Regions from separate parts of the Homo sapiens genome. Here region 2 is linked to region 1. The links are chromatin loops, found by intact Hi-C in ENCODE. Cell type or tissue: mammary epithelial cell. All regions are shown on one strand. Links, peaks and the distances in the headings refer to the core of each region. The heading gives the core; the rest is flanking DNA. Region 1 has its middle 16 kb from the start of SPINK2. Region 2 holds the start of ARL9 (ARF like GTPase 9).

Region 1 (15,450 bases), core at 4,537-12,536:
AAACCTGTAGGCACTTTCAAGCTGGAAGGAAAATGAGCACCTTTATGATGCATCTAAAGCTTGTTTGCTCCCTGGGGGCAGTTCTGTGATGGTCAGGTTTTGAACATTTGCATATGAATGAAAACCAGAAACAATAGTTACATAAACCCCTAGGGGGCTGATTTGGGTTGCAGAATTGGGGGAGGATCGAACTTCAACTCCTCTGGAAATCTGCAGAGCAACTTAATGGACTGCAGAGTCTATTCAGAAGGATGGGCTGGGTGGGGTCTGAATACTTGAATTCTCTTTTATCCTTGTTTAGGCTGAGAGAAGCTAGGGGCGGATGGAGGTTTCTGGAAGGCTTTTGCACCATGGCCCTCACCCTCTTATTTAGGCCCTGCACACTACACTTTACTCTGTAACCCACTCGCTACCACTAAGATAGCAGCCTCTGCCTCCAGTTGACATCAGATGTCGAATTTTTCCAAAGGGCTGGAATTTTTGCCGTTGTCCCTGGTCTGTGACTGCATCGCAATGCCAAATCTCTTTTTTTTTTTTTTTTTAGACAGGGTTTCGCTCTGTCACGCAGGTTGGAGTGCAGTGACACAATCGTGGCTCACTGTAGCCTCAACTTCCCAGAATCAAATGATCCTCCCACCTCTGCCTCCTGAGTACCTGGGACTACAGGCATGCACTAATGCCTGTAGCATGTACATAGTAATGTAGCATGCCTGGCTAATTTCTTTTTCTTTTTCTTTTTTGAGATGGAGTTTTGCTCTTGTCGCCCAGGCTGGAGTGCAATGGCACCGTCTTGGCTTACTGCAAACTCCGCTTCCCGGGTTCAAGCATTTCTCCTGCCAAAGCCTCCCGAGTAGCTGGGATTACAGGCATCCGCCATTATGCCCAACTAATTTTTGTATTTTTAGTAGAGACAGGGTTTCACCATATTGGCCAGGCTGGTCTCAAACTCCTGACCTCAGATGATCCACCTGCCTTGGCCTCCTGAAGTGCTGAGATTACAGGCGTGGGCTGCGCTCGGCCAATTTTTTTTTTTTTTTTTTTAATTTTTTTGTAAAGATGATGTTTTGCTATGTTGCCCAGGCTGGTCTCAAACTCCTGGATTCAAGTGATCCTTCTGCCTTGGCTTCCCAAAATGCTGGGATTACAGGCATGGGCCACCTTGCCCAGTCCTTCAGCACCAAATCTCTAACCTAACCCCATGTTTTATCCCCTTCAATAACCCCATGTGGCCTGTCTCACTCAACATTGCTCTAGAGACCCAGTGTTGTTGCTTCGTACTGCAGGGGGTGCTACTGATAATGTCAGCAGCGGCGATTCCCAGGGGTCAGAAGAACTCCATTCTTGCCTCCTCGGAGGAAATAGTTCAGCCAAGGGGCATAAGGCAGAGTGACAGACTGAGGCAAGCTTTAGAGCAGGAGTTAAAGTTTATTAAAAAGCTTCAGAGCAAGAACAAACGGAAGTAAACTACACTTGGAAGAGGGCCAACCAAGCAACTTGAGAGATCCAAGTGCTCCAACTGACCTTGGCTTGAGGTTTATACATTGGCATGGTTCTGGGGTGTGCATTTCTTCTACCCTGATTCCTCCTTCGGTGTGGGCTGTCCTCGCGCAGTGGCCTGCGGATACTTGGGAGGGGCCGCGTGCGCAGTGTGGTTACTGAAGTTATGCGCATGCTCATTTGAGGCATTCTTCCCTTACCAGTTGAGTGTTCCTGGAGGAAGGTCATATACCAGTTAAACTCTGCCATTTTGCCTCTTAGTGCACACGCTTGAGCCCACTCCCCCAACTCCTGAGATCTTATCGGGAAGCTGTGGATGACCAGCGTCAGGTGTTTTCTATCTGTTGGGAGACTGCCTTTCCCTGGTGCCTGCTGTAACCAATTTTTATTTTATTTTATTTTATTATTTTTTAGATGGAGTCTTGCTCTGTCGCCCAGGCTGGAGTGCAATGGTACAATCTGGGCTCACTGCAACCTTCGTCTACAGGGTTCAAATGATTCTCCTGCCTCAGCCTCCTGAGTAGCTGGGATTACAGGTGCCCGCCATCATGCCTAGCTAATTTTTGTATTTTTGTAGAGATGGGGTTTCACCATGTTGGCCAGGCTGGTCTTGAACTGCTGACCTCAGGTGATCTGCCCACCTCGGCCTACCAAATTGCTGGGATTATAGGCTTGAGCCACAGCTCCTGGCCCAATTATTATTTTAGAGACACAGTTTAACAGCTGCCTGACCATCACCTGACAGTCGTCTGACCATGGCCTGACATTCCTAGGTGGGGGGACTCCTCTCCTGTCCTGCCTACATCTGCCTAACTACCTATTCTAACAGTATGGTGCTGTTTTGGAATTTTAGGTTAAAAATTGAACTCTCCAGTGATGGAGAAATAAAGAATGTTTCAACTCAATTGTGAGGAAAACTGGTTACCAGAAACATGTGTATCTTTCTTGAATTGGGCCTCATGTAGAAAAGATTGTTCATCGTGAACCCCACGCCCATTTTACTGCCGTCTCTCAAAGTTTCACAGAAAAGGCACAAAGCTCCCTCAGTATCAAGACTTTGAAGCTCAAGGATGTGTCCTATTTATTCCTGGAGCTGCCACACTGCAGACATTCAGTAAACATGATGGTCTATTTAGGAGAGGAGAAGCCACCCACATTCTCTGGGTCAATTTCTCCCTCATGCCTTTCCCTTTCTGCATAACTCCATAGCTTCTGGTGTCACACCTGCAAAACCAAACCAAACAAGCTTCCCCATAAGCCATCCCTGCCCCACTGTCTTTCTCTCATTTGCCCCTGCCATCCACCTTAGCTACTGTTCTTTCTCTTTCTAGAAAAAGAGATTAGCTCTACTTCCCCTATTCACTCCCTACACCCCAACATCACAAAATCTTTCAGCTTCTATTATTCACAGAAACCACATTTACTACATTGATCAGTAGCCTTTTCTTTTCTTTCTTTTTTTTTTTTTTGTAGTTGCCTCTTAATTGAGAAACCAGCAGGGCCCCTTACCATCACTTAGCTTGTATTGCTTTTGACTATTTTGCCTTGAAATGCTTCTATAGGCCGGGTGCGTTGGCTCACGTCTGTAATCCCAGCACTTTGGGAGGCCGAGCGGGACGATTCACTTGAGGTCAGGAATTCGAGATCGGCCTGGCCAAAATGGCGAAACCCTGTCTCTACTAAAAATACAAAATTTAGCTGGACTTGGTGGCACACGCCTGTAATCCCAGCTACTCAGAGGCGGAGGCAGGAGAATCACTTCAACCTGGGAGGTGGAGGCTGCAGTGGGCCAAGATCGCACCACTGCACTACAGCCTGGGCGACAAAGTGAGACTCCAGCTCAAAAAAAAAAAAAAAAAAAAAAGACAGAAAGAAAGAAATGCTTCTATAGTATCTTTTCTGACAACACGCTGTCCTGGTTCTCCAAGGACATTTTCAGGCCAAGTCCCCTGTCACCCTCAGGCTCCTTCAGAGCCTCCTTTTATTCCCCTCCTACCCCAATAACATAGGCGTTACTAAGGGTCCTAGTAAATTAAACTAAGTTTGGCCAGAGGCTGCCTCCATACCTTGAGTTCCTACTGAAAGAACTGCAACCTAACTTCAGCAGGTAAACTGAGAGCCTAATATAGAAGTTTTGTTTAATAACAAATAGCTGAGTGTCAGCCAAGCACAGCAGCTGAGCTTCAGTCAGTCACAGGCTACCAACTGATCAGACCATGTCTCAATACTGAGCTGTAACCAATCAAGCTGTTACAGAGTGGAGCTCTTGAAGCTCTGCTTGTTCCCAGAGCCACCCGATTCAGGAACTGTTCTTTAGGCTGGGCATGGTGACTCACATCGGTAATCTCAGCACTTTGGGAGGCTTAGGCAGGAGGATGGCTTGAGGCCAGGAGTTCGAGATCAGCCTGGGCAACACAGCAACAGCCTGTCTCTATGAAAATAAATAAATAGCCGGTGCGGTGGCTCACGCCTGTAATCCCAGCACTTTGGGAGGCCAAGGGGGGTGGATCATCTGAGGTCGGGAGTTCGAGATCAGCCTGACCAACATGGGGAAACCCTATCTCTACTAAAAGTACAAAATTAGCCAGGTGTGGTGGCGCATGCCTGTAATCCCAGTTACTCAGGAGGCTGAGGCAGGAGAATCGTCTGAACCCGGGAGGCAGAGGTTGCAGTGAGCCAAGATTAGGCCATTGCACTCCAGCCTGGGCAACAAGAGCAAAACTATGTTTCCAAAAAAAAAAGAAAGAAAGAAAAGAAAAGAAATAAATGAATAAAAGCTAGGCATCATGGCATGTGTCATGTGGTTCTAGCTACTCAGGAGGGTCCCTTGAGCCCAGAAGTTTGAGGCTGTGGTGAGCTATGATTGAGCCACTGCACTCCAGCCTGCGCAACAGAGACCAGTCTCTAAAAATATATATATATTTTTAAGGAATCATTCTTTGTTCAATTACCCTCTGTTAAATTTAATTTGTCTAGAATTTTTCTTTTAACAGTTCTAATGTTGCTCCTCTCCCCTCCCTCCCCTTGCCAGAACTTTGCTCCTCAAAGTGTGATCCACCTTGGCCAGCAGCACTGTCCTCACTGAGAGCCTTATAGAAATGCAGAATCTTAGGCCCTACCTCAGGCTTTCTGCATCAGAATCTGCATTTTTGCTTTTTTTTTTTTTTTTTTTTTTTGCGACAGAGTCCAGCTCTGTTATCCAGGCTAGAGTTCAGTGGTGCAATCTTGGCTCACTGCAACCTCCGCCTCCTGGGTTCAATTGATTCTTCTGCCTCAGCCCCCTGAGCAGCTGGGATTACAAGTGCTCACCACCATGCCCAGCTAATTTTTGTAGTTTTAGTAGAGACGGGGTTTCACCATGTTGGCCAGGATGGTCTCAAACTCCTGACTTCAAGTGATCCACCCGCCTAGGCCTCCCAAAGTGCTGGGATTACAGGCGTGAGCCACCACGCCTGGGTTTTTTTTTGTTTGTTTGTTTGTTTTTTTTAGAGACATGGTTTTGCCATGTTGCTCAGGCTGGTCTTGAACTCCCAAGCTCAAGTGATCTGCCTGCTTCAGCCTCCCAAAGTGCTAGGACTACAGGCATGTGCTACCATGTCCAGCTATTTAAAAATACATATTTTTTATAGAGATGGGGGTCTCACTATGTTGCCCAGGCTGGTCTTAAAGTCCTTCCACCTTGGCCTCCCAAAACACTGGGATTACAGGCATGAGCCACCGCGCCTGGCCCAAGTTATAATAACTTTTTAAAAAATTGCTTACTGGTTGAGAACATATGCCCTAGAATTAAACTTCCTGGATTCCAGTTCTGGCTATGCTTTTCACTAGTTGGTGACCTTGAATATCTTGCTTAACTCCTCTTGGTTTCTTGATCTATAAAATGGGAATAATAATTATACATACTTCATACCTTTTTGGTTTTGGTTTTGTTTTTTGAGACGGTCTCATTCCCGTCACCCAGCCTGGATGCAGTGGCGCGATCATGGCTCGCTGCAGCCTCAAATTCCCGGGTTCGGGTGATCCTCAGCCTCCAGAGTAGCTGGGACCACAGACAGGTGCTACCACGCCCAGCTAATTTCTTGTCTTTTTAGTAGAGATGAGGTTTTTTTTTTTTTTTTGAGACAGTCTCGCTCTGTCACCCAGGCTGGAGTGCAGTGGCACGATCTCAGCTCACTGCAAGCTCCACCTCCCGAGTTGACGCCGTTCTCCTGCCTCAGCCTCCCGAGTAGCTGGGACTACAGGTGCCTGCCACCACACCCAGCTAATTTTTTTGTATTTTTAGTAGAGACGGGGTTTCACCATGTTAGCCAGGATGGTCTCGATCTCCTGACGTCGTGATCCGCCCGCCTTGGCCTCCCAAAGTGCTGGGATTACAGGCGTGAGCCACCGCACCCAGCCAGAGATGAGGTTTTGCCACATTGGCCAGGCTGGTCTTGAACTTCTGACCTCAAGTGATCCGCCCACCTCTGCTTTCCAAAGTGCTCGGATTATAGGCATGAGCCACCTTGCCTGGTTCAGGTTTTGTGAAGATTAAATTAGCTGATACCTATAAACAAACTGCTTAGGAGAATGTCTGACACATTTTGTGATGTTGGTTATAACTTATGTTAACGATACATGCCTTGTAGGATCCCCTACTTTGACCCTGATGCTCCCACTTTACTAGCTGCTGGACTTTCAACATTCTTCTTAAAATTCTCTAAGTCTTGGCTTCTTATCTGTAAGTGGGAATAATAAACCAGATAATACTTACCATATTAGATTGTAATGGAGAATAAATTAGATCATTCATGTACAGTGCTTATAATAAGTGCTTGATAATATGAAGCGTTAATTTTTTTTTTTTTTTTTTTTGAGATGGAGTCTTGCTCTGTCTCCCAGGCTGGAGTGCAGTGGCATGATCTCGGCTCACTGCAGCCTCTGCCTCCCAGGTTCCAGCAATTCTCTGCTTTAGCTTCCTGAGTAGCTGGGATCACAGGCATGTGTCACCACGCCCAGCTAACTTTTTGTATTTTTACTAGAGATGGGGTTTCACCATGTTGGCCAGGCTGGTCTTGAACTCCTGACCTCAAGTGATCTGCTTGCCTGGGCCTCCCAAAGTGCTGAGATTACAGGGGTGAGCCACCCCACTCAGTCAAAAAAAGTTTTTTTGTAAGATAGGGTCTTGCTACGTTGCCCAGGCTAATGTTCTTCCTGGGTTCAAGTGATCCTCCTGCCTCAACCTCCTGAGTAGCTAGACTACAGACACTCCACCCAGCTAATTAAAAAAAAAAATTTTTTTTTTGTAGAAACAGGGTCATGCTATATTGCCCACGCTGGTCTCAAACTCCTGGCCTCAAGCATCCTCCTGCCTTGGCCTCGTAAAATGCTGGGATTACAAGTATAAGTCACCACGCCTGGCCTAATACGAAGGTTTTTTTTTTTTTGAGACAGAGTCCTGCTCTGTCACCCAGGCTGGAACGCAGTGTCGTGTTCTCAGCCCACTGCAACCTCCGCCTCCCAGGTCCAAGCAATTCTCCTGCCTCAGCCTCCTGAGTAGCTGGGATTACAAGCACCTGACATGATGCTCAGTTAATTTCTTTTTTTTTTTTTTTTTTTGAGATGGAGTCTCGCTCTTATTGCCCAGGCTGGAGTGCAATGGCACGATCTTGGGTCACCGCAACCTCCATCTCCTGGGTTCAAGCGATTCTCCTGCCTCAGCCTCCCAAGTAGCTGGGATTACAGGCATGCACCACCATGCCCGGCTAATTTTTGTATTTTTAGTAGGGATGGGGTTTTCTCCATGTTGGTCAGGCTAGTCTTGAACTCCCGACCTCAAGTGATCCACCTGCCTCAGCCTCCCAAAGTGCTGGGATTACAAGTGTGAGCCACTGCGCCTGGCCCAATTTTTGTATTTTTAATAGAGATGGGGTTTTGCCATGTTGGCCAGGCTGGTCTTGAACTCCTGACATCAAGTGATCTGCCCGCCTCAGCCTCCCAAAGAGCTGGGATTACAGGAGTGAGCCACCATGCCCGGCCTTATTTATTTAATTATTTTGAGATGGAGTCTCGCTCTTTCGCCCAGGCTGGAGTGCAGTGGCACAATTTTGACTCACTGCAACCTCCACCTTCCCAGGTTCAAGCCATTCTCCCACCTCAGCCTCCAGAGTAGCTGAGGCTTGCGCCTCCACAGGTTTGCGCCACCACACCTGGCTAATTTTTATATTTTTAGTAGAGAAGCAGTTTCACCATGTTGGCCAGGCCGGTCTTGAATTCCTGAGGTCAAGTGATCTGCCTGCCTCAGCCTCCCAAATTGCTGCGATTACAGGCGCGAGCCACCGCGCCCGGCCTGAAAGTTTTTTTATTTTTATTTTTTTATTATTATTATTTTTTGAGACAGAGTTTCGATCTTATTGCCCAGGCTGCAGTGCAATGGCACGATCTCGGCTCACCGCAATCTCCACCTTCCGGGTTCAAGCGATTCTCCTGCCTCAGCCTCCCGAGTAGCTGGGACTACAGGCATATGCCACCACGCCCGGGTAATTTTGTGTTTTTAGTAGAGACAGGGTATCGCCATGTTGATCAGGCTGGTCTCGAATTCCCCTCCCAAAGTGCTGGGATTACAGGCGTGAGCCACTGTGCCCTGCCTTAAATTTTTTAATAAGTTAAAACAAACTGAATAACAATGTCTATTTCACAGGTTACTGTGGAGATAAAATGAGAGTACTTTGAAAACTTTAATTTGAAAGCTTTACCACTAAATGATGCACTAGTTATGTCAATCCATTTCCACTAGATGGCAGTAGACATCGCCAAAACCAGCTTAGCTCTACTAGCTGCTGGAGAACGTACATTTTTAGGAAATGACTTAACTGGTCTTGTTTTTGTGACTATATTGAAATGTGGTTGGAGTTTTTGTATGATTTCAAATGCATGAACTACCTGCTTGAGCTTAGAAATATTTTTGTTTGATGTGGATTGTGAAAAATGATTATTCTTAGTATAGAGCCTGTTCCATACCCCTCTCCCTCAGTTTCCATCTTCATCTTTGGATGTGCACATCTTTGTTTTTTATTTTTGCTTTTGAGACAGAGTCTTACTCTGTTGCCCAGGCTGGAGTGCAATGGCGTGATCTCGGCTTACTGCAACCTCTGCCTCCTGGATTCAATCGATTCTCCTGCCTCCACCTCCTGAGTAGCTGGGACTACAGGTTTGTACTAATATGCCTGGTTAACTTTTTGTATTTTTAGTAGAAACAGGATTTCACTATATTGGCCAGGCTGGTCTCAAACTCCTGGACTCAAGTGATCTGCCCGCCTCGGCCTCTCAAAGTGCTGGGATTACAGGCATGAGCTAATGTGCCTGGCCCCATCTTCATTTTTGGATGTGCACATCTTTGGAAGTGCTTTAACCCTACCCCCTTTTTACTCAAAGTATGGTCCAAAGACAAGCAGCAGCAGCTTAACCTGGGAGCTTGTAGACAGGTGGAATTCTGGGCCTCGCCCTAGACTCACTGAATCTGAGTGATTCATATGGACATCAAAGTTTGAGAAGAACTGCTTTAGCCACATGGAGTCTCTTGGAATTCTCTAAAGGAGTCACGCTCGCCTTTGCACATGCTGATCTTCCCAAGTCAGAAATACCCCTTTCTCTATCTGCTAGGCAAGCTAGCCTCTTATTTACCCTTCTTATTTAACTAATCATCAGGGAACCGGCAAAAGAAGAAAGATAGGGGAGACTGGTAAATATATAGTCAGTGGGAAAAAGAATGCTGGGATAAGACTGCAATATGAAATATAACACTGCTTAATATTCACAGAGCAATGAAATGGCAACCTTTGGAGATATCTTTTCTTTCTTTCTTTTTTTAAACAAGAGTCTCGCTTCTTCGTTCATGCTGGAGTGCAATGGCGCGCTCTTGGCTCACTGCAATCTCCACCTCCTGGATTCAAGCAATTCTCCTGCCTCAGTCTCCCCAGTAGCTGGGATTACAGGCATGTGCCACCAAGCCTGGCTAATTTTTGTATTTTTAGTAGAGACTGGGTTTCACCCTGCTGGCCAGGCTGGTCTCAAACTCCTGAAGTGATCCACCTCAAGTGATCTACCCGCCTCGGCCTACCAAAGTGCTGGGATTACAGGCGTGAGACACCGCACCTGGCCTGGAGATATCTTTTCTACCCAACAAAATCATTTGCCACTTATTTTCCATAAGCTAACATCTAACTTTACAGACTCCGGACCCTATCAATGGTAAATAAATGAAATGAAATGACTTCCTCTACAATCAGACAACTTCCATGCCGGCCTTTTAGACAGTACTCTAGTATGACTTTGAAAGGACATATTTGGGCCGGGCGCGGTGGCTCACGCCTGTAATTCCAGCACTTTGGGAGGCCGAGGCGAGCGGATCACAAGGTCGAGAGATCGAGACCATCCTGACCAACATGGTGAAACCCTATCTCTAATAAAAATACAAAAAATTAGCTGGGCGTGGTGGTATGTGCCTGTAGTTCCAGCTACTCAGGAGGCTGAGGCAGGAGAATTGCTTGAAACCACCGGAAGGCGGAGGTTGCAGTGAGCCAAGATCATGTCACTGCACTCCAGCCTGTGCAACAAGAGCGAAACTCTGTCTCAAAAAAAAAAAAAAAGGACATATTTGGAGGACACATTAGGATAATTTTTCTTTTTTTTTTTTTTGAGATGGAGTCTGTCTCTGTCACCCAGGCTGGAGTGCAGTAACGTGATCTTGGCTCACTGCAACTTCTGCCTTCCGGTGGTTTCAAGCAATTCTCCTGCCTCAGCCTCCCGAGTAGCTGGGACTACAGGTGCCCACCACCACGCCCGGCTAATTTTTTTGTATTTTTAGTAGAGATGGGGTTTCACTGTGTTAGCCAGAATAGTCTCGATCTCCTGACCTCATGATCCACCCACGTTGACCTCCCTAAGTGCTGGGATTACAGGCTTGAGCCACTGCGCCTGGCCGGATAATTTTTCTTAAATGTTTAAACTTGGTGCCAGAGGCAATATGGAGCATACATGTTGGGTTGCCAACTTGATCCACAATTGAATTTGAATTATGTTAGCTTCAGGGGTAAAGTTTCTATCTACATCACAGAGCTGAATGGTAAGGAAAACCATATTGAATTAGGCTTGTCTTTTAATTTTTTGTAGAGATGGGACTCTCACAATGTTGCCCAGGTTAGTCTCAAATCCTGGCCTCAAGCGATCCTCCCATCTCCGCCTCCCAAAGTGCTGGGATTAGAACACCCAGCCAAATTCTATGTTTTGACCACTGTATTTTCCTAGCTGTTTTCCAGCTAATCAGAAGCACATACAAGTCAAAAATACCCAGAACACATAATTTCACAATACCTTGTAGAAAGCAGGGCAAGAACGGTTATATTAACATGTAATTCTAAGTCATATAATTGTTTTGTTTATGGTGAGCATATTTTGTAAAATAATTGGGATGCCTACTGCCTACTCTGACAAAAGTTGTTTTAATTTTTCTCATAGAAACTTGGGAATCTTTTAGTTGAAAGTTTCACAAATGTCTAAACATTAAATTACATTATGTTTAAATTGCCCTTCATTGTAGAATATAATAAAATTACCTATTCTTTTTTTTTTTTTTTTTTTTTTTTTTTGAGAAGGAGTTTCGCTCTTGTTGCCCATGCTGGAGTGCAATAATGGCCAGATCTCAGCTCATTGCAATCTCTGCCTCCTCCCAGGTTCAAGCAATTCTCCCGCCTTAGCCTCCTGAGTAGCTGGGATTACAGGCATGCGCCACCACGCCCGGCTAATTTTGTATTTTTTTTTTAGTAGAGATGGGATTTCTCCATGTTAGTCAGGCTGGTCTCAAACTTCTGACCTCAGGTGATCCTAACTGCCTACGGCCTCCCAAAGTGCTGGGATTACAGGCCTGAGCCACCGCACCCGGCTAAAATTACCTATTCTCAATACTTAGACTTAAGGCCACTACGATTTACTAGATCAGCATTAATTACTCAGGTTCATTTAAATCATGATGATGTTAAAGAAGGAAAAGAGAATCTGTATGCTCAGAATATTTTGAATTATATACCTTTATGGCCGGGCACACTGGCTCATGCCTATAATTCCAGCCCTTTGGGAGGCCAAGGAAGGGGAATCACTTGAGGTCAAGCCAACATGGTGAAACCTCATCTTTACTAAAAATACAAAAATTAGCCAGGTGTGGTGGCACAGGCCTATAGTCTCACCTATTCGGGAGGCGGAGGCATGATGAGAATTGCTTGAACCCGGGAAGTGGAGGTTGCAGTGAGCCGAGATTGTGCCACTGCACTCCAGCCTGGGGAACAGAGCGAGACTCCATATCAAAACAACAACAACAACAACAAAACCCAAAAAAACGAAGGCCGGGCGCGGTGGCTCACGCCTGTAATCCCAGCACATTGGGAGGCCAACACAGGTGGATCATGAGGTCAAGAGATCGAGACCATCCTGGCCAACATGGTAAAATCCCATCTCTACTAAAAATACAAAAATTAGCTGGGCATGGTGGTGTGCACCTGTAGTCCCAGCTACTTGGGAGGCTGAGGCAGGAGAATAACTTGAACCCGAAAGGCAGAGATTGCAGTTAGCCAAGATCACACCACTTCACTCCAGCCTGTGGACAGAGCGAGACTCTGTCTCAAAAAAAAAAAGAAAAAAAGAATTATGTCCCTTTACTATTCAGATTCTATAGATACTTTTCAGAGCTTCACTTTTATTAAGCTTTATATTTTGAGATGATGGTAGACTTGCACGTAGTTGTTAGAAAATAGCATAGTAATATCTTGCGTAACTATAATGTAGAAAACCGGAAACTGACAATACAGTCTACTAACTTTAATTAGATTTCACCAATTTTACCAATGTTCATTTGTGTGTGTTTGTGTGTATATTTAATTCTATGCAATTGTATCCGCATTTGAAGATTCCTGTGACCACCAACCCAGTGAAGATACAGAACAGAATTTAAAAAACCCAGAGTTTGCTTAATTTTTCCTTTTTTTTTTTTTTTTTAAATAAAGGGCTGGTCTTGGTAGCTCACACCTCTAATCCCAGCACTTTGGGAGGCTGAAGCGGGTGGATCACCTGAGGTCAGTAATTCGAGACCAGCCTGGCCAACATGGCAAAACCCTGTCTCTACTGAAAATACAAAAATTAGCCTGGCCTGGTGGCACACGCCTGTAATCCCGCCTACTTGGGAGGCTGAGGCAGGAGAATCACTTGAACCCAGGAGGCGGAGGTTGCAGTGAGATGAGATTGCACAACTGCACTCCAGCCTAGGTCACAGAGAGAGACTCCATCTCAAAAATAAAAATAAGAAACAGCCACCGCGTCTGGCCTGCTTTGATCAATTGATAGATTTTTTTTTTTTTTTTTTTTTTTTTTGAGATGGAGTCTCACTCTGTCACTCAGGCTGGAGTGCTGTGGCACAATGTTGGCTCACTGCAACCTCTGTCTCCTGGGTGCAAGCGATTATCCTGCCTCAGCTTCCCGAGTAGCTGAGACTGCAGGCATGTACCACCACACTTGGCTAATTTTTGTATTTTTAGTAGAGATGGGGGTTTCACCATGTTGGTCAGGATAGTCTCGAACTCCTGACCTCAAGTGATCCACCTGACTTGGTCTCCCAAAGTGCTAGGATCACAGGCATGAGCCCCCACCCCTGGCCCCAAGTTTTCTTTTCTGTGGGATAAATGCCCAATAATGCAATTACTGAGTCACATGGTATTTGTATGCTTAGATTTTTTTTTTTTTTTTTTTTTTGAGGCAGAATCTCGCTCCGTTGCCCAGGCTGGAGTGCAATGGCGCAATCTCGGCTCACCACAACCTCTGCCTCGCAGGTTCAAGGGATTCTCCCTGCCTCAGCCTTCTGAGTAGCTGGGATTACAGGCACCCGCCACCAAGACCAGCTAATTTTTGTATTTTTAGCAGAGATGGAGTTTTGTCATGTTGGCCAGGCTGGTCTCGAAGTCCGACCTCAGGTGATCCACCTGCCTCAGCCTCTCAAAGTATGGGGATTACAGGCGTGGGCCACTGCGCCCAGCCACTTAGATTGTTAAGAAGCTGCCAAACTCTATTCCAGAGCACCCGTACTATTTTATTTTATTTATTTTTTGAGATGCAGTCTTGCTCTGTCGCCCAGGCTGGAGCGCAGTGGCTCGATCTCGGCTCAATGGAACCTCCACCTCCTGGTTTCAAGCGATTCTCCTGCCTCAGCCTCCTGAGTAGCTGAGATTACAGGCGCATGCCACCACGCCCGTCTAATTTTGTTTTTCTATTTTTAGTAGAGACAGGATTTCGCCATGTTGGCCAGGCTGGTCTCGAACTCCTGACCTCAGGTGATCTGCCCACTTCGGCCCCTGAAAGTGCTGGGATTACAGGCATGAGCCACCGCGCCCAGCCTATTTATTTATTTATATTTTTGATATGGAGTCTCATTCTGTCTCCCAGGCTGGAGTACGGTGGTGCGATCTCAGTTCACAGCAACTTCCGCCTCCTGGGTTCAAGTGATTCTCCTATCTCAGCCTCCTGAGTAGCTAGGATTACAGGTGCACGCCATCATGCCCAGCTAATTTTTGTATTTTTAGTAGAGATGGGGTTTTACCGTGTTGACCAAGCTGGTCTTGTACTTCTGACCTCAAATGATTCACCCTCCTCAGCCTCCCAAAGTGCTGGGATTACAGGCGTGAGCCACTGTGCTCAGCCAGAGTAGGTGTACTATTTCACATTTCCATGAACAATGAGTAATCCACTTTTTCCACATCCTTGCCAGCATTTGATGTTACCACTGTTTTTTATTTTAGTCATTCTGACAGGTGTGTAGTGTTATTGCAGTTTTTATTTTGCATTGCCCTAATGGCTTACAATGTTATGTTCATTTGCCACCTGTATATCCTCTCCAGTGAAATGTCTATTCATATCTTTTTGCCCACTTTCTAATCATATTTTTTTTTTTTTTTACTCTTGGGTTTTAAGATCTCTTTATATATTCTAGACAAAATATGTTCCCTGGTCTACAATTTCTTTCTTTTCTTTCTCTCTCTCTCTCTCTTTTTTTTTTTTTTTTTGTTTGAGATGGTGTCTTGCTGTTGCCCAGGCTGGAGTGCAGTGGTGCTATGTCGGCTTACTGCAATCTCTATCTCACCGGTCGGTTCAAGTGATTCTTGTGCCTCAGACTTCTGCCTTTTTGTTTGTTTGTTTTTAGAGATGGAGTGTCCCTGTGTTGCCCAGGCTGGAGTGCAGTGGCTATTCACAGGTGAGATCATTAAGCACTGCAGCCTCAAAATTTTTTTTTTTTTTAGATGGAGTTTCGCTCTTGTTGCCCAGGCTGGAGTGCAATGACATGATCTCGGCTCACTGCAACCTCCGTCTCCCAGGTTCAAGTGATTCTCCTGCCTCAGCCTCCCGAGTAGCTGAGACTACAGAGATGTGCCACCATGCCCGGCTAATTTTGTATTTTCAGTAGAGACGAGGTTTCTCCATGTTGGTCAGGCTGGTCTCGAACTCCTGACCTCAGGTGATCCGCCCACCTCAGCCTCCCAAAGTGCTGGGATTACAGGCATGAGCCACTGCACCCGGCCTACACTACAGCCTCAAACTTCTGAGCTCAAGTGATCCTTCTGCCTCAGCCTCCCAGGTAGCTGACATCACAGGTGCTTGCCACTGAGGCTTGCTACTTTTCATCTTCCATTTTTTTTTTTTTGACAGAGTTTCACTCCGTTGCCCAGGCTGGAGTGCAATGGTGTGGTCTTGGCTCACTGCAACCTCCACCTCCCGGGTTCAAGCGATTCTCCTGCCTCAGCCTCCCGAGTAGCTGGGATTACCGGCATGAGTCACCACGTCCGACTAATTTTTTGTGTTTTTAGTAGAGGTGGGGTTTCACCATGTTGGCCAGGCTGGTCTCAAACTCCCGACCTCAGGTGATCCACCCACCTCGGCCTC
Region 2 (16,611 bases), core at 7,336-15,335, 330 kb after region 1:
TTACATTCTCACCAACAGTGCACAAGGGTTCCAAATTCTCCACATATATTTAATATTTTTAATGCATGTGTAGAATAAGTTCAGGTCAGTCTGATAGGTCTAAAGCAAAATGATTTTTTTATACATGGTAGCCACTCAAATATTTTGTTGAATCAAATTTAACAATATGTATTTATTGAACTAAGTTCAACACACATCTGTTGAATTCCTAGCATGCACAAGACAGTATACTAGGTATTACAAGGGACACAAAAATGAACAACAGTCTCTACCCTCAAGGTGTTTATAATCCAAGAGCTCTAATAAACATAAACTGAGTTAAATATATAGCATATTGTTGACTATCTAGGTATTAAAAGTATACATTTCTTGTATTACAAAACTCTTGAGTACAATTTATATTTGCACAGATTTTTACCTGTTTGTTTGCAAACACAACCAGAGGAAGTACTGGGTTTGCTGCAATTAGCTGATGAAGGTATTTCTTGGCTTCAGGTAATCGGCTGTGATCTGCTGAATCCACCACAAAGATCAGCAGCAATCCCTTGGATAGGTACATTTCCCAGTAGGACCGAAAAGGTTTACTGCCACCAACTACAGAGAATAGTAGAGGAAGAAGACACACACACACAAAATCACAGAAGCACCCACCCAGGGAGCAGGGAGGGCACATCTAGATTTCTGAACACAGGACAGGTGTTTTGATAAAATATCACCGTGTTAGAGTGTACCCAGTCCTCAGAGTGACCAGAGGCATGTTAGCGGTAAACTGGTTGGTGAGAAGAACCATCACAAGTGGTTCATTCATAACTGTATCACAAAGGATCAGCAGAGAGATGCTAAATACTACAGTGGATGTCTCCTGATCCCATTGTCCACAGCAGCCATGTCAGCCACTGCATGTTTATCAGTTATAGCTCAGAAAATGGGAGTAAGGCCAGGTGCAGTTGCTCACGCCTGTAATCCCAACATTTTGGGAGGCTGAGGCAGGAGGACTGTTTGAGCCCAATAGTTCAAGACCAGCCTGGGCGACAGGGTGAGGCCCTGTCTCTACAAAAATAAAAACTAAAAAATGAGCCGGTGTGGTGGTGCATGCCTATGGTGCATGCCTATGGTGCATGCCTGTGGTGCTACCGACTAGAGAGGTTGAAGTGGGAGGATCACTTGAGCCCAGGAAGTGCAGTGGTGTGAACAGGGCTACAATGAGCTGTGTTTGCGCCACCACACTCCAGAGTGAGACCCCCATCTATCTAAAAAAAAAGAAAAGAAAAAGAAAATGGGAGTATGCTACTAAAATAATTAAGAATGGAAAGGATGGTAGGCTAAAATACACATTAAAATAATTTTTAAATGAACTGAATTCATTGGCTAGTCTCACTTGCACAATTTTTTTCCTTTGTCAAAATCCCAGAAGTAACTTCTCCTCTTAATATTGCATTGAGTTAATATGATCCTGTGGGTATTCAGGAATATTTGCTTCAGAAAAAAAAAATGCCTTTTGATTACTTCATCCTGCTGATTCTTCACGGAATAAACTTTTTGGTTAATGATAATAACATATATACAATGGATTTTATTTTTGTCCTAGGAGGAGTATTGGCAAACCATGGCCCACAGTTCAAATCTGACCAACTGCCTATTTTTGTACAGCTCGCTAGGTAAAAATAGCTTTTACATGTCTAAATTTTGGAGAAAAAAAAAGACAGAATAACATTTTCTAACACAGGACTATTATATCAAATTTAGATTTTGGTGCCCAGAAATAAACTTTTATAGTAACACTGACATATATATACAACATATTGTCTATGACTGCTTTCTCAAGACAGAGTTGAGTGGTTGCAACAGAGAGCATGTGGCCTGCAAAGCATAAATTAGTTCCTATGTAGTTCTTGACAGAAAAACTTTTTGGACCTCTGTTTCAAGAACTTAACAAAAAGTATTTTAAATGCTAACAAGAAAGGATCTTTGCCTTTCCTTTGGCTTCCTTTCTATAGAGGTAGGCTAGTCATTCCTTGAAGTATTTTCTGTTTTTAATTTGTTAAAATAGTGCTGTGTAACTCATATGGTTTTAACACACATAGTTTAAACATCAGTGGACGTTTGAGTTGTTCCTCATTTCTTGCTACAATAAACAATGCTGCTCTAAACATTTTTGTATTTGTCTCCTGAGGTCCATACAAGCAAGAGTTTCTCCTTGTATCTAAGCATGTAACTAATGCCAAATACACCAAATTGTTTTCCAAAGAAGTTGGTACCAATACACACTCTGCCAACAGCTAATAGCCAGTAAGTTTCCTCTACATCCACATCCTCTTTTTATTTTTATTTTATTTTTTCCTTGAGACAAGGTTGTGCTCTGTCATCCAGGCTGGAGGGCAGTGGTGCAATCTCCACTCACTGCAACCTCTGCCTTCTGGGCTCAAGCGATCCTCCTTTCTCAGCCTCACCAGTAGCTGGGACTACAAGCACGAGCCACCATGCTTGGCTAATTTTGTATTTTCTGTAGAGCTGGGTTTCGCCATGTCACCCAGGCTGGTCTTGAACCCTTGAACTCCAGTGATCCACCCACCTTGGCTTCCCAAAGTGCTGGGATTACAGGTGTGAGCCACTGCACCCAGCTGCATCCTCTTCAAAACTTGATATTATCAGATTTCTTTTTCTTTTTCTTTTTTTTTTTTTTTTTTGCCTAATTTGAATTCTACTTACTGATCAAGTGGAGTATTTTTCATATGTTCACTTCTAATTTATGTGAAATGTTATTCACGTCTTTTGCCAATGTTTTTATGTTGTCTTTATTTGTAGGAGTTCTTTATATATTCTGGACACTAGGCATTTGCTTGGATGTGTTGCATGTATCTTCCCCTATTTTGTGGCATCTTTTTAATGAACAGATGTTTTCCATTTTAATGTAGTTAAATTTATCCATCTTTCTTATGGTTATTATTTTTTGTATCCTGTTTAAAAAATCTTTCTCTATCCTGAAGTCATAAGGATAGTCTATATTTTCTCCACAAAGCTTTTTACATTTGGCTTTTATCCATCGGAAATTGATGTATACATTTGTATGCATAGGAGGCAGGAAACTAATTTCATCTTTATTCCATGTGGTCCCTGCACCATTTATTGAATAGTTTCCCCAGTGGACTCTCTAGTCTGTTCCTTTGGTCGTTTTGTTTATTCTTGTGCCAACACCACGCATTTTAGTTTCATATCTTTATAATAAGATTTGATACTTGACAGGACAAGTCCATCCTTCTTATTAATTTCTACAAGAGTGTCTTGGCTTTCTTTACCCCTTTGCTCACCCATGTAAATTTTAGCCTCAGCTTGTCAAACTCTTTTTAAAAAATCTTGTTGAGCTATTGATTGGAATTGAATTGTATCTAAACGTCAATTTGGGGAGAATTAATTCTTTTGATATAATGTCTACCTATTCATGAAAACTGTATTATGTCTCTATTTAGGTCTTTTGATTTCAATGACATCTACACATTTTCTCTTTATAGATAGACACTTTTTTTGTTTGATTTATTCCTATCTTTTGTTGCTATTGAAAATGGCTACATGCTGCTGCATAACAGAAATACAATTAATTTTATATTTTTATATACAGTTGTCTTGCCAAGCTGTTATAATTTCTAATAATTTGAAGGGTGTTTTAGGCTTTCTTTGAAGACAATTATATCATTTGTAAATAAGTACTGTTTTATTTCTTCCTCTCTAATTCTTACGCCTTTTATTTCTTTTTCTCAAACTGACTAGACCCTCCTGTATAATGTTGAATGAAAGTACTTCTAACATTTAGTACTTTCTGTTTAGGAGTAAAGTTTTCTGAGGTTTTGGTAGGTTAAGGAATTCCCATTTATTTTTAGCTTATTAAGAATTTTTATCATAAATGGAAACTGAATTTAGCAGATTTTTTTCTGCTTATATTAAGGTGATTATGTTTTTTACTTTGATGGATAAAGTGGTGAATGACATATTTTTTTCAAATTTTTTTTTTTTTTTTTGAGATGGAGTTTTGCTCTTGTCATCCAGACTGGATGGAGTGCAGTGGCACAATCTCAGCCCACTGCAATCTCCACCACCTGGGTTGAAGCAATTCTTCTGCTTCAGCCTCCTGAGTAGCTGGGATTACAGGCACCTGCCACCATGCCCGGCTAATTTTTGTATTTTTAGTAGAGACAGGGTTTCACCATGTTGGGCCAGGTTGATCTTGAACTCCTGACTTTAGGTGAGTGATCCGCCCCCTTGGCCTCCCAAAGTGCTGGAGTTACAGGCATAAGCCACCACACCTGGCTATTTTTCAAATGTTAAACCAACCTTTCATTCTTGAAGAAACTCATCTAGTGATACATTATCTCTTTAATATGTTAACTGAATTTAGTTTACTACAATTTTGTTCAGATTTCTACATTTCCATTTCTTATACTATCTTTGCTGGTTTGGATATACAGTGACCTCATACCGTGAGTTGGAGAGCATTTCTTTTTTTCCCCTATTCTCTGAAAGAATTTATGTAAGATTAAGATTGATAAGAGCCCACCTATAAACAAACTGATCTGGTGTTTTTCATTATAGGATGATTTTTCGCTATTGATTTCTTTAAAAGTTTTAAATTATTCAATATTCCTATTTCTTATTGAGTCCATTTTCCTAAGACACATGTTTGGAGGATTTTTGCCACTTATCCAGGACTTTATATCTATTGGTACAAATTTGTTAATACAGGTATTATACTCTTGTCATCCTAATCAATGATATGCTCTTTTTCCTTCATGACATTATTTATATGTGGTTTCCAGATTTTCCTTAATGAATTTCACCAGAAATTTGTCTATTTTGTTTATCTATTCAAGGAACTAACTTTTGACTTTGCTGATCTTTGCTACTGTGTCTTCATCAATTTCATTGGCTTCGTGTCTTTATTATCTCCCCCTCTACCCTCTTTGGTTTTATTCTGTTGTTCTTTTACCTAATTTACATTGCATATTTAACCTATAAGTGTTCAGCTATTTTCCTTTCAGCTATAATCATTTAAGATTATAAATGCTTTAAATGCTAGTTTTGATCAGTAGATTTTGTCATCTTCTTTTTTGAGACACGGTTTCACTTTGTTGCCCAGGCTGGAATGCAGTGGCGTGATCATGGCTCACTGCAACTTCTGCCTTCTGGGCGCAAGCAATCCTCCTGCCTCAGCCTCCAGAGTAGCTGGGACTACAGGCATGCACCACCATGCTCAGCTCATTTTTTATATTTTTTGTATAGATGGGGTTTTGCCATATTGCCCAGGTTGTTCTCAAACTCCTGGACTCAAGTAATCCACCTGCCCCGGCCTCTCAAAGTGCTGGGATTACAGGTGTGAGCCACCATGCCTGGCCTGAACTCATATTTGATTAATCTTAATTTATGAGAATATTGGGGGGCTTTGCTCCAGAATTAGAAACTGGGGGAGCTACTGACTGGGAGCATGTTAGCACTCTTCCAGGGGCCCTCGTGTCATGCAGGCATCTTAGTTAGTTCTTTCCTATTTTGTCTCAGGCCCACTGCAGATTAAATACTGGTATGTGCCTCTAGATAACACCACTTTTCTCTTTGCTTATCTACTGTGGCTGCCACTCCAGTTTGAACTCATGAGTTGTTTTATTTTTCTTTCTTTGGGAGGAGGGAAAGAGCAGGAAGAGTAAAGCAGGTAGCCTTGAAAATTTGTCTAACTTGTTGCAAGTTCTTCGATGCTTTAAAAAATAAATTTTAACCAGGATTTGTGGTTTTGTCACAGGAAGGCCCTTCAAAAACTATAATAGCAGCTGAAATCTCTCCATTTATTTTTGCCACTACTTTTTAGTGCATAAACTACAAGAATTTTTTAGAGATGATCTGTAGAATGTTGATGAAGAGATATAGGCAAAATTATATGTGAATATATCATTTCTACGAATAGGCTTATACAATGAAACTTCACCTCCCACCAATCCCCAACATACTCCAAGTGTTACACAACAGCATAACAGCCCATACAGATTTATATCACTGAATACCACTGGATGCTGCATCCTAAAAAAAAGCCTCCTTAGAAGCTCTGCCCTGTGGCATTATGAAAATTTACCTAAATTGATGGCTTAATATAGCCACTGTGCAGATACACATTTTAAATCTCAAAGATTGCAAGCGTAAACTGCTGTTCTTTTTCAGGATATTGATGATCATGATAAAAATCGGGAACACAGTTGGCACTTAATGCATTTTTGTTGAATATGTACTATTTGCCAGACATTGGGTATGCATTGTTGAACAAAACAAGTATAGCAAAAGTTACCATCTAGTTGGGTGGACAGATCAAAAACAAAAATAAATAGTGAATGTTATTAAAAACCTTATGGAGAAAGCAAACAGCATTGGGGAACATACTTAGAAAGAATGATTTTACGGGCTGGGCGCAGTGGCTCACACCTGAATCTGAGTACTTTGGGAGGCTAAGGTGGGTGGATCACCTGAGGTCAGGAGTTCGAGACCAGCCTGGCCAACATGGTGAAACCCCGTCTCTACTAAAAATACAAAATAACTAGCTGAGCATGATGGTGTGTGCCTGTAATCCCAGCTACTCAGGAGACTGAGGCAAGAGAATCGCTTGAACCCAGGAGGCAGAGGTTGCAGTGAGCTGAGATCGTGCCACTGCACTCCAGCCTGGGTGACAGAGCAGGACTCTGTCTCAAAAAAAAAAAAAAAAAAAGAATGATTGATTTTGTGGGGCCATGTAAGCTAATACCTGAAGGCTAAGGAGCAAGCCATCAAGGGAAGAGCAGGGGTAGTAGTATTTCTGACAGAAGGCACACCCAAGAAAGCTCTTTTAAAAGGAGAGAAGGAAAGGAGTACAATAAGCCTGGGGTGAGGTAAGGTTAGGGAGGAGGCAGTTTATGAAGAGCCTCATGAGTCATAACAAAGACTCTGGATTTTATTACAAGGATGAGATCTCCACAGAAGAGTTTTAAATTAGCAAATGATGTACTTAAAAGTATGTGTTAAAATACTTCTCTTCGTAAACAGATAAAAGCCAAAGTAAAAAGGTGACTATAATAATCTAAGTAATAGATGATGGAGGTTCCGACTTGCATAGGGGCAGTACAAAGGATATAACCAATGAATTTGAGAGATGCGTTGGAGATAGCAAAATTCATAGTGTTTTACTTGTGTACTGGAGGTGGGAATGCAAAAGGAGGAGTCAAGGGTGACTCCCAGGTTTCTGGCTAGAGCAACTTGATGAGTATGGAACCATTTACTGACCAGAAGATTAAAGGAAAAAGAACAGATATTGGAAAAATCAAGCATTTTGTTTTTCCCTTGTTAGGTTTTAGAGGACTTGGATATGTTTGGGCTGGATAGATAAATTTGGGAGCCATTAGCATATAGATGGTATTTAATGCCATGAGGATGGATGACTGTGTAAAGAGAAGACAAGAGGACTTGACCCAACTTCAGGAGACAGTAATATTTAGAGGTGGTGACTCCAGAATTACTATCCAGTAGGGGCCTGTGGACTGCCATCTATTTAGAAGAAGAGGTTTGGAGCTTGTCTATAATTTTATTTGCAGAGAAGCAAGCACACTGTACTTACACTTAGATTGCATGCTCATTTGCAGTAGTGTGGGAAGAAGGATGATTACAGGAGATTATAGGAGTGAGTGCTAAAGCCTTCCTCTAAATTCCCCTTTATCACCACTACTGTAAAAAGGAGAGTATCAAAAAAGCAAAAAGTGATTCCCCCCACAGTGTACCTGGGTATTAAACTACACATCCATTCTAAAAGTCTAGGAAAATTTGATTCAGTGTTAGTTTTCACAAGGACTCAATGTTGCTAACATCATATCTGGCTTAAGAGACAATAAAATGTGGCTATCTTATAACTAAGGAACAGAGAGCTTACTCTCCAGGAACTCCATCTGGCTGTCTTCAGTGTTGATGCAAACTGCATGGAAACCTTGGGTGGGTGCCACACTGTGCTGGACTCTGTTTGAAGCTAGAGAGTGCAGGACACTGGTTTTTCCTGCTCCATCCAGGCCCAGCACTAGGATTTGCTTGTTTTTCTCCTGTGAAACAAAAAGATAAATCAATAAGCCCATGCTATCAGGGGCTCATTTTTCTGGGTCTTGGCAGAATCCAATAATATTCTTGGAACTGTAACCAGAATAAAACTCCACGGGCCAGGTGCGGTGGCTCACGCCTGTAATCCCAGCACTTTGGGAGGCCGAGGCAGGAGGATCTCTTGAGGTCAGAAGTTCCAGACCAGCCTGGCCAACATGGTGAAACCCCATCTATACTAAAAATACAAAAAATTAGCCAGGTGTGGTGGCGTGCACCTGTAAGTCCAGCTACTTGGGAGGCTGAGGCACAAAAATCACTTGAACCCAGGAGGCAGAGGTTGCAGTGAGCTGAGATCACACACTGAACTCCAGCCTGGGGAACAGAGTGAGACCCTGTCTCCAAAAAAAAAAAAAAAGGGATAAAACTTCACGAATATTTTATACGTCTAGAACAAACAGTACCAACTAGTTAATATTTTCTAATGAGCTGTTCATTATGTGATACTAATTTCACATCCGTCCTCTATCCCCCACCTCCTGATCAGTCTATCAAATAAATACTATACTATCAGCATTTATGAGCAGTGCTATAGATTACAGGACCAATTCTCAGACTTCATTTTGCTTCTTGAATTCGTGTCTATGAATTGGAGACTGCACCTGAATTCATTTTGTTTGGGGTCTTGGGACCTCCGTGGTGCATGTATTGACTGTGCCACTCGGTGCATAAGCATCTAAGGTCTCAATTATTAATTTCTCCTGTCTTCATAATTGAATAACTAGATTGTAAGATCTCAGGGCAAGGTTTCCCTCTTATACTTTTTTTTTTTTTTTTTGAGTTGGAGTCTTGCTCTGTCACCCAGGCTGGAGTGCAGTGGCACGATCTCGGCTCACTGCAACCTCCGCCTCCTGGGTTCAAGCGATTCTCCTGCCTCAGCCTCCCGAGTAGCTGAGATTACAGGAGCATGCCACCACGCTCCGCAATTTGTATTTTTACTACAGACGAGGTTTCACCATGTTGGTCAGGCTGGTCTCGAACTCCTGACCTCGTGATCTGCCCACCTTGGCCTCCCAAAATGCTGGGATTACAGGCATGAGCCACCGCACCCAGCCTCCCTCTTATAATTCTAATATAAGTATCACAATTAAATGAAAAGGTTATAGAAATTATTAAGCCAGTTTCAATCACAAATGAGTATTTGTTTTAAAAACAGATGAACTTGGGAGGCCAAGGCAGGCAGATCACCTGAGGTCAGGAGTTCGAAACCAGCCTGGCCAATATGGTGGAACTCTGTGTCTACTTAAAATACAAAAAATTAGCCAGGCGTGGTGGCAGGCACCTGTAGTCCCAGCTACACGGGAGGCTGAGGCAGGAGAATTGCTTGAACCCAGGAGGTGGAGGTTGCAGTGAGCCAAGATCGTGCCACTGCACTCCAGCCTGGGCGACAGAGCAAGGCTCCATCTTAAAAAAAAAAAAAAAAAAAAAAAATTAGCCCAGTGCAGTGGTGGGTGCCTGTAATCCCAGCTATCTGGGAGGCTGAGGCAGGAGAATTGCTTGAACCTTGGAGGCGGAGGTTGCAGTGAGCCGAGATCACGCCATTGCACTCCAGCCTGGGCAACAGAGCAAGACAACGTCTCAAAAAAAAAACTAAACTGATGAACTTGAAGTAAACTTAGAAAGAAGCATTCTAGTCCAGGCATCGTGGCTCTCATCTGTAATCCCAGCACTTGAGGAGGCTGACGCTGGTGGATCGCTTGAGGCCAAGAGTTTGGAACCAGCCTGGCTATCACGGCATAACCCTGTCTCTACCAAAAATATAAAAATCAGCCGGGCATGGTGGCATATGCCTGTAATCCCAGCTACTTGGGAGGCTGAGGCATGAGAATTGCTTGAACCCGGGAGGTGGAGGTTGCAGGAGCTGAGATGACACCACTGCACTCCAGCCTGGGTGATACAGACTCCATCCCAAAAAAAAAAAACAAAAAAAAGAAAAAGAAAAAGAAAAAAGCATTCTATCAACGTATTAGCCTTAGAATTTTTATGGCAAATGACTGAGGGACAGAAGGGCAGGCTGGTGTGAAGATCGTACAGGGTGCTCTGAAAGGTGGTTTCCAGGGTGTAAACTTTAACATAAACAATAATAAATAAGCAACAATATAGCCAGACTGCTCATAGGAATTCAATTCTACTTCTCAAAGATCCTACTAAAGAAGTTTCTTATGCACAAAAAACTCTAATAATTGTCTTCAATGGCGCTGGTTTAGAAATAACAATAATCGTATACATTTCTGTTTGTTCTGCTTGAACTCTAAATGTTGACATTAGACTTAAACTAGATTTCTAGAAAAAAGTGATCTTAAACAGCATTAGAATGTCTGTCCCACTTTCTTTTTAGAAACATCTATGTGAAAATGAGATATTTTGAGGTCTGGCCTAATAAAGACTTGTACAGAGATCATGATTTATGAAGGCCATATAGTGAATAACAGAATTTGAAAAAAAGTAGGCCGGTGCGGTGGCTCTTACCTGTAATCCCAGCACTTTGGGAGGCCAAGGAGGGCGGATCACCTGAGGTCAGGAGTTCGAGACCAGCCTGACCAACATGGTGAAATCCGGTCTCTAGTAAAAATACAAAATTAGCCGGGCGTGGTGGCGAATGCCAGTAATCCCAGCTACTGGGGAGGCTAAGTAAGGCAGGACAATCACTTGAACCTGGGAGGTGGAGGTTGCAATGAGCTGAGATCGCGCCATTGCACTCCAGCCTGGGCAACATGAGTGAAACTCTGTCTCAAAAAAAAAAGAAAAAGAAAAAATGTACGTATTTGTTCTTGGAGCAAATCTTTGATGGCTCTTAAACTAAATTGTATTTTCATAGATGTCTTCCATCCCTGCCTCTTCTCCATTCCCTTCATTTGCATCTAAATGTTATGATGTCATTCTGAGAGTGTGTCAAGGTAAGGAAGAGGGGCAAGGGAGACTTCATTGGATGGCTTAAAATTGCATGTTTTAAAGCAATACTGGCACCAAGAAATGGCAGCCAAGAGTGGATTGTGTCCTGTCAGTCTTCACCAGAGGCCCTATTCAGCCTACCCCAACATACTTCATTCATTCTAAGATACATATTCCCCCCACATTCCACATTTTAATATCTCTGAAATTAGAATGTCTTTGACAATTGAGAGTATGTCACATTTTGATTGGGAGAATTTTTTTTTTTTTTTTTTGATACAGAATCTCTCTCTGTGGAGTGCAGTGGCACGATCTTGGCTCACTACAACCTCTGCCTCCCAGGTTCACGCGATTTTCCTGCCTCAGCCTCCCGAGTAGCTGGGATTACAGGCACATGCCACCATGCCCAGCTACTTTTTTTGTATTTTTAGTAGAGATGGGGTTTTGCCATGTTGGCTAGGCTGTTCTGGAACTCCTGACCTCAGGTGATCCACCCACCTTGGCCTCCCAAAGTGCCGGGATTACAGGTGTGAGCCACTGCGCCGGCTTTTTTTTCTTTCTTAGTGGTACCTAGACTAATGTCATCTTAGGCCCTATAAAATAGTGTGAATTAAAAGCAGTTCCCAGGCCGGGCACAGTGGCTCATGCCTGTAATCCCAGCACTTTGGGAGGCCAACGCGGGTGGATCGCTTGAGCTCAGGAGTTGAAGACCAGCCTGGGCAACATGGCGAAACCCCATCTCTACCAAAAATACAGAAATTAGCTAGGCACGGCGGTGTGCACCTGTAATCCCAGCTACTTGGGAGGCTGAGGTGGGAGGATGACTTGAGCCTGGGAGGTGGAGGTTGCAGTGAGCCGAGATCACGCCACTGTACTCAAGCCTGGGCGACAGAGCCAGACTCTGTCTCAAAAAAACAAAAACAAAAATATCAGTTCCCTTTCCAACCACGTTGCTGTCCCTACGCCCATCCTACCTAGAAATTCTGCATTCAGGCTTCCTCACATTTACCTTCTCCTAAGGAAAGCTGAATTTGTAAAACAGTTCAGACACAAAATGTGATTCTGAACACCGTTTTTGTCAAAAGTTATTCCTTTAGCCAAATATGAGTCTATGTAGTCTGTGTTTTACCAGAGATCAAATCTCTGTTAATCCGTGGTGGCTCACGCCTGTAATCCCAGCGCTTTGGGAGGCTGAGGCGGGCGGATTGCTGGAGCCCAGGAGTTTGAGATCAGCCTGAGCTACATGGCGAAACTCCAGCTCTGCACAAAAATACAAAAATTAGCTGGACATGGTGGCGTGTGCCTGTAGTGCCAGTCACTGAGGTTGGGAGATGGGGGCGGTGCCAGGCTGAGGTGGGAGGATCCCTCCAGCCTGAGAGGCAGAGTAAGACCCTGTCTCAAAAAAGAACACACACACACACACACACACACACACACACACACACACACACACAACTGTGTTAATCATTCATAATTGTTTAGAACCAGAGCGCAGCTCTAAGCCAAGGAGCCAGCTCAGGAACTCCAGGAGCACAGAGACCATTCAGCTGACCCAAATAATGCCAAGTTTCTAAGACCTGTCAGTTAAAACTTTTCCGCCATCCATTCATGGTACTGGTGGTCTGAAAACAACTGCAGCGTCCCCAAACACCTCCTGCGTTCAGGAACCCTGCCCCTTCTGACAAAGAACGCATTCAATGCAAAGAGGGCCTGCGTGTGGGGAGGGTTCGGGGCTGGTTTCTAAATGTGGTCAGGTGGTCTGTGCGCTAGTGTTGCGCGCTGGACAGATCTAAGGGCAGTAGAGGGGCCGTTCCCCATGTCCCCATGAAGACCGAGATCTCTTGTCCCTCAACAACAGACCCGACTGAGGTTAAGACACAGGGGTAGCGATAAGGGCTAGGGTGGGCAGGGGGCCCGGGAAAAGGGGATGGGTCGTTCAAAGTTTGGCGCATCTCTTTCATCCATAGGTAAATAGCCCTCAGTTGAGATCCATTCGCTCCCACGCGGTCGGGGGCCTCCGACGTAACAGAGACAGCGCTGGGGTCTGAACGGCCGACAAAAGCCTTGGGGCAAGGGGTCCTGGGCACTGGGTCTCTTACCAGCGGCTCGAGCGGGGTCCTTGTCAAGGTGCTGTCCTTGTTCTCCCCTTTCTCTTCTTGTCCCTTAAATTGTTCCTTCTCTTTGTTTGTCTCCTTCCCTTGCTTTGTCCTCTTTTCCTCTTTCTCTTTTCCCTTTCTCCTCTCCTGCTTCTCTTGCTTTTGTTTAATTTTCTGCTCCACCTCCTTTCTTTTCACTTTCTCTTCCCTACCCTTTTCTCCGATTTTCTCCTCCTGCGTCTCCTTTTCCTTCTCTTTCTTCTTCACTTTCCCCCTCTCCATCCCCAGCGCCGCGGTTTCCTTCCCTCCCGCCGCGTGCCCGCGTGCTGAGCGGTGGCTCTGGGCCCCAGGTGTGGCTCCCGAGGTGCACGCCCGACAGAGACGTAGGCCCCGCGGCGTAGACAACCCGCGGGCGCTGCCAACCCCGGCACCGCCGCCAACCGCCGCTTACCTCGCGGATGCAGGGCTTCTTGCAGCCGATTCGCTGAACCCGCAGGGGTTCGCAAAGAGGGAAGGGCGGAGGCGTACGGATGGATTGAGCCCAGCCAAGCGAAACCAAGAGGTCCCAACCAGGACGTGGGACAGTTCGGCGGGGTATATCATTGCTGCAGAAAAAGCGTCCCTAGCGCGATTACCTCGGGCCAGGCAGGGTGGCTAAGAGCCTTCCACGTGGGCCGCAGTCTAAGCAACCTTAGCGTCTGACGTCTCCGGCTTCAATCCCGAGACCGGCCAGCCTGTGTGAAGAACCCCTGGGGCGTCAGAATCCAGAGGTTCCGGGAGGATTCTCAGCCTTCCCTCAGCTCCCAACCATGAGCCTGTACTGCTCATGTCATGTATTTCTCCGCCCTCTCCCGAGTAAACTCCGCTAGGAGTGTCTCCAGACTACTACCCAGGATTATTAGTTGACTATTACCCAGGATTATTAAAGACAAATAGAAGAACGTGAATGGGTTCCATTGTTTTAAGTTCCTGTTTTGTTTTTGAGACGGAGTCTCTGTCACCCAGGCTGGAGTGCAGTGGTGCGATCTCAGCTCACAGCAACCTCCGCCTCCCGGATTCAAGCGATTCTCCTGCCTCAGACTCCCAAGTAGCTGGGATTACAGGCGTGGGCCACCACGCCCGGCTAATTTTTGTATTTTTAGTAGCGACGGGGTTTCACCATGTTGGCCAGACTGGTTTCAAACTCCTGACCTCAAGTGATCCTCCCCGCCTCTGCCTCCCAAAGTGCTGGGATTATAGGCATAAGCCGCCGTGCCCGGCCTGTATTTCACTTTAAAAAAAATTATTCGGAGATAGCCTGCCAGGATCACAGCTGCTAGTAATGCTCAGTATTAAAACCAAAACCAAATAGTCTAGTCACTTCTAATTATCTAATAAATGGTAAATAAGGCACACGAAGGGCTTTTCAAAGGTGGTATTGTTTCTCAAACTGGCTAAGAAATATCTGGAGGGTTCCTTTTATCTTGCTAAACTGAACTCTTTAGTATATTTCAGTTTAGCACAATTATATATTTTTTGAGACAGTCTCGCTCTGTCGGCCAGGCTGGAGTGCAGTGACACAATCTCGGCTCACTACAACTTCCACCTCCCGGGTTCAAGCAATTCTCCTGCCTCAGCCTCCCGAGTAGCTGGGATTACAGGCATGTGCCACCATGCCCAGCTAATTTTTGTATTTTTAGTAGAGACGGAGTTTCACCATGTTGGCCAGGCTGGTCTCGAACTCCTGACTTCAGGTAATCCGCCTGATTGGGCCTCCCAAAGTGCTGGGATTACAGGCATGAGCCACCGCACCCGTCCAGCACAATTATTTTTTGAGACGGAGTTTCACTCTTGTTGCCCAGGCTGGAGTGCAGTGGTCCGATCTCAGCTCACTGCAACCTCTACCTCCCAGGTTCAAGCGATTCTCTTGCCTCAGCCTCGCACGTAGCTGGGATTACAGGCATGAGCCACCATGCCTGGCTAATTTTGTATTTTTAGTAGAGATGGGGTTTCTCCACGTTGGTCAGGCTGGTCTCGAACTTCTGACCTGAGGTGATCTGCCCGCCTCGGCCTCCCAAAGTGCTGGGATTACAGGTGCGAGCCACCGTGCCCGGCCACAATTATTTTTCAATGTAATAAACTTATTTTCCTTCATTGTATCTGTTTCAAATAGACTTGTAAGGAACAATGAATAGCAGGTTCCAGAAGGCTTGAGTGATGCAATGATATTTAAGGTTGGCTGTTCCCAATAGCATTGGAATTGCTATGCTTAATGACTTTTTCAAAGGTTTACTTCTGTTTATACACACACCAAGATGAATTTTCAGTAAGTTTACACGGGGTTCTCTCAATCCCATTAGATTAGTTTTATGGGTTTGCTAAGAGGGACAGTACACACAATTTTGATACTCAGCTTAAAAGAAAATTCTTGGTTATACTAACCAGGAAGTCCTCCATAAAATGCCAACACCCAAAACACCTTAATCCATATTCACTGCTAAAATATTTTATTTTAAAATGTACCACAGTGAATGGATGTATCCATACTGGTTCTTATAAATGTACACATACACATCCATATATTTGACAAAGTATATATATGAACTGGTTAAAGACCTATCCAAAAGAGGAAATATTTCTAGAAAGTTCATGTGTTTATACTTCATTTGACAATTAAAACTTATTTGAACTGATGAAGTTTTAGTTGCTTAGCAATGACTAATAATACCAATGCCTGTCAATAATGACAACTAAATTGAGAACTATAAATTTCACTGCTGTGCCTTGGGTCAAAATTTTCAATGATGGAATCCTAAATAAGTAACAGTTATTCCTATAATGGGGTATATATTCAGAAGGAATAAATACCTGCCACTATTACCAAAAGACTGTTCTCTGTAGAGCTCAAAAAAAGGATTATGCCACAATACATAATTTTTATTTAAAAAAGATCTCTTTAGATGCCACTGCAAATTCTGCTTTTACTAAACAGAAAGGCAGCACCCCATTTCTTTCTTGTAAAGGAGGAAAGTCTTTCATAAAAAACTCTTTGAAGAAGTTTTGGTAGTATGTTCAGAGTCAAACACAGCAGCACTTTATTAACAAGGACAGAGTAATATAATCACAAGGAAATACTTGTTAAGTCTAAATTAAATGATATCTTGGGCAGCATAAAATGAATACTAACAAGGGCAGGCATCTCAATATGTCTGTCTCACAGCTGTTCAATGTGAAAGTAGTTTGTAAGCAAGGAAAGACAAGAGCAACATTTACACCACAAATTGACTGTAAAATACTTCATTACATTGAGAAAGGTAATCAATGGTCAAAATCCATAACCAGAAGGAGACACCATTTGAGTATCTATCAATGGGCCAAACAGACCTGTTAGATTTTAATACTGCCTGGTATGCAACTCAGATACTGATTTCTTCTCTATGGAGGAAGCCAATGTTCATGTTCTTGATAACAGTCATTAATCTTTCTGATTGAGACAGTCCAAACC

What was found. A loop is a pair of places that touch in the nucleus more often than their neighbours do. Peaks named below come from ENCODE experiments on the same cell type or tissue, not always from the same donor. Only the 100,000 strongest peaks of a DNase experiment are listed, where the experiment ranks them.
Region 2: a loop joins it to region 1, with 4 times the contacts of the local background. A loop is called at or near these places in 3 of 110 quality-filtered maps.

Annotation. Positions count from the first base shown.
Region 1 is chr4:56,829,657-56,845,106 of GRCh38, reverse strand. No RefSeq gene overlaps it. Among named protein-coding and RNA genes, the nearest start is that of SPINK2, 16 kb to the right of the region's middle. RefSeq lists an enhancer at 1-440. In mammary epithelial cell, for the core only: a CTCF peak has its summit at 8,266 (motif pointing right); a DNase peak (open chromatin) is centred at 8,286.
Region 2 is chr4:56,502,661-56,519,271 of GRCh38, reverse strand. ARL9 (ARF like GTPase 9) reads right to left here and starts at 13,481. Exons shown (of 4, transcript NM_001363794.2): 1 at 13,131-13,481; 2 at 7,925-8,087; 3 at 419-594. The coding sequence starts at 13,409. SRP72 (signal recognition particle 72) reads right to left here. Exons shown (of 19, transcript NM_006947.4): 19 at 15,591-16,611. In mammary epithelial cell, for the core only: no CTCF peak of the experiment used is centred there; no DNase peak of the experiment used is centred there; H3K4me3 peaks cover 1,189 bases.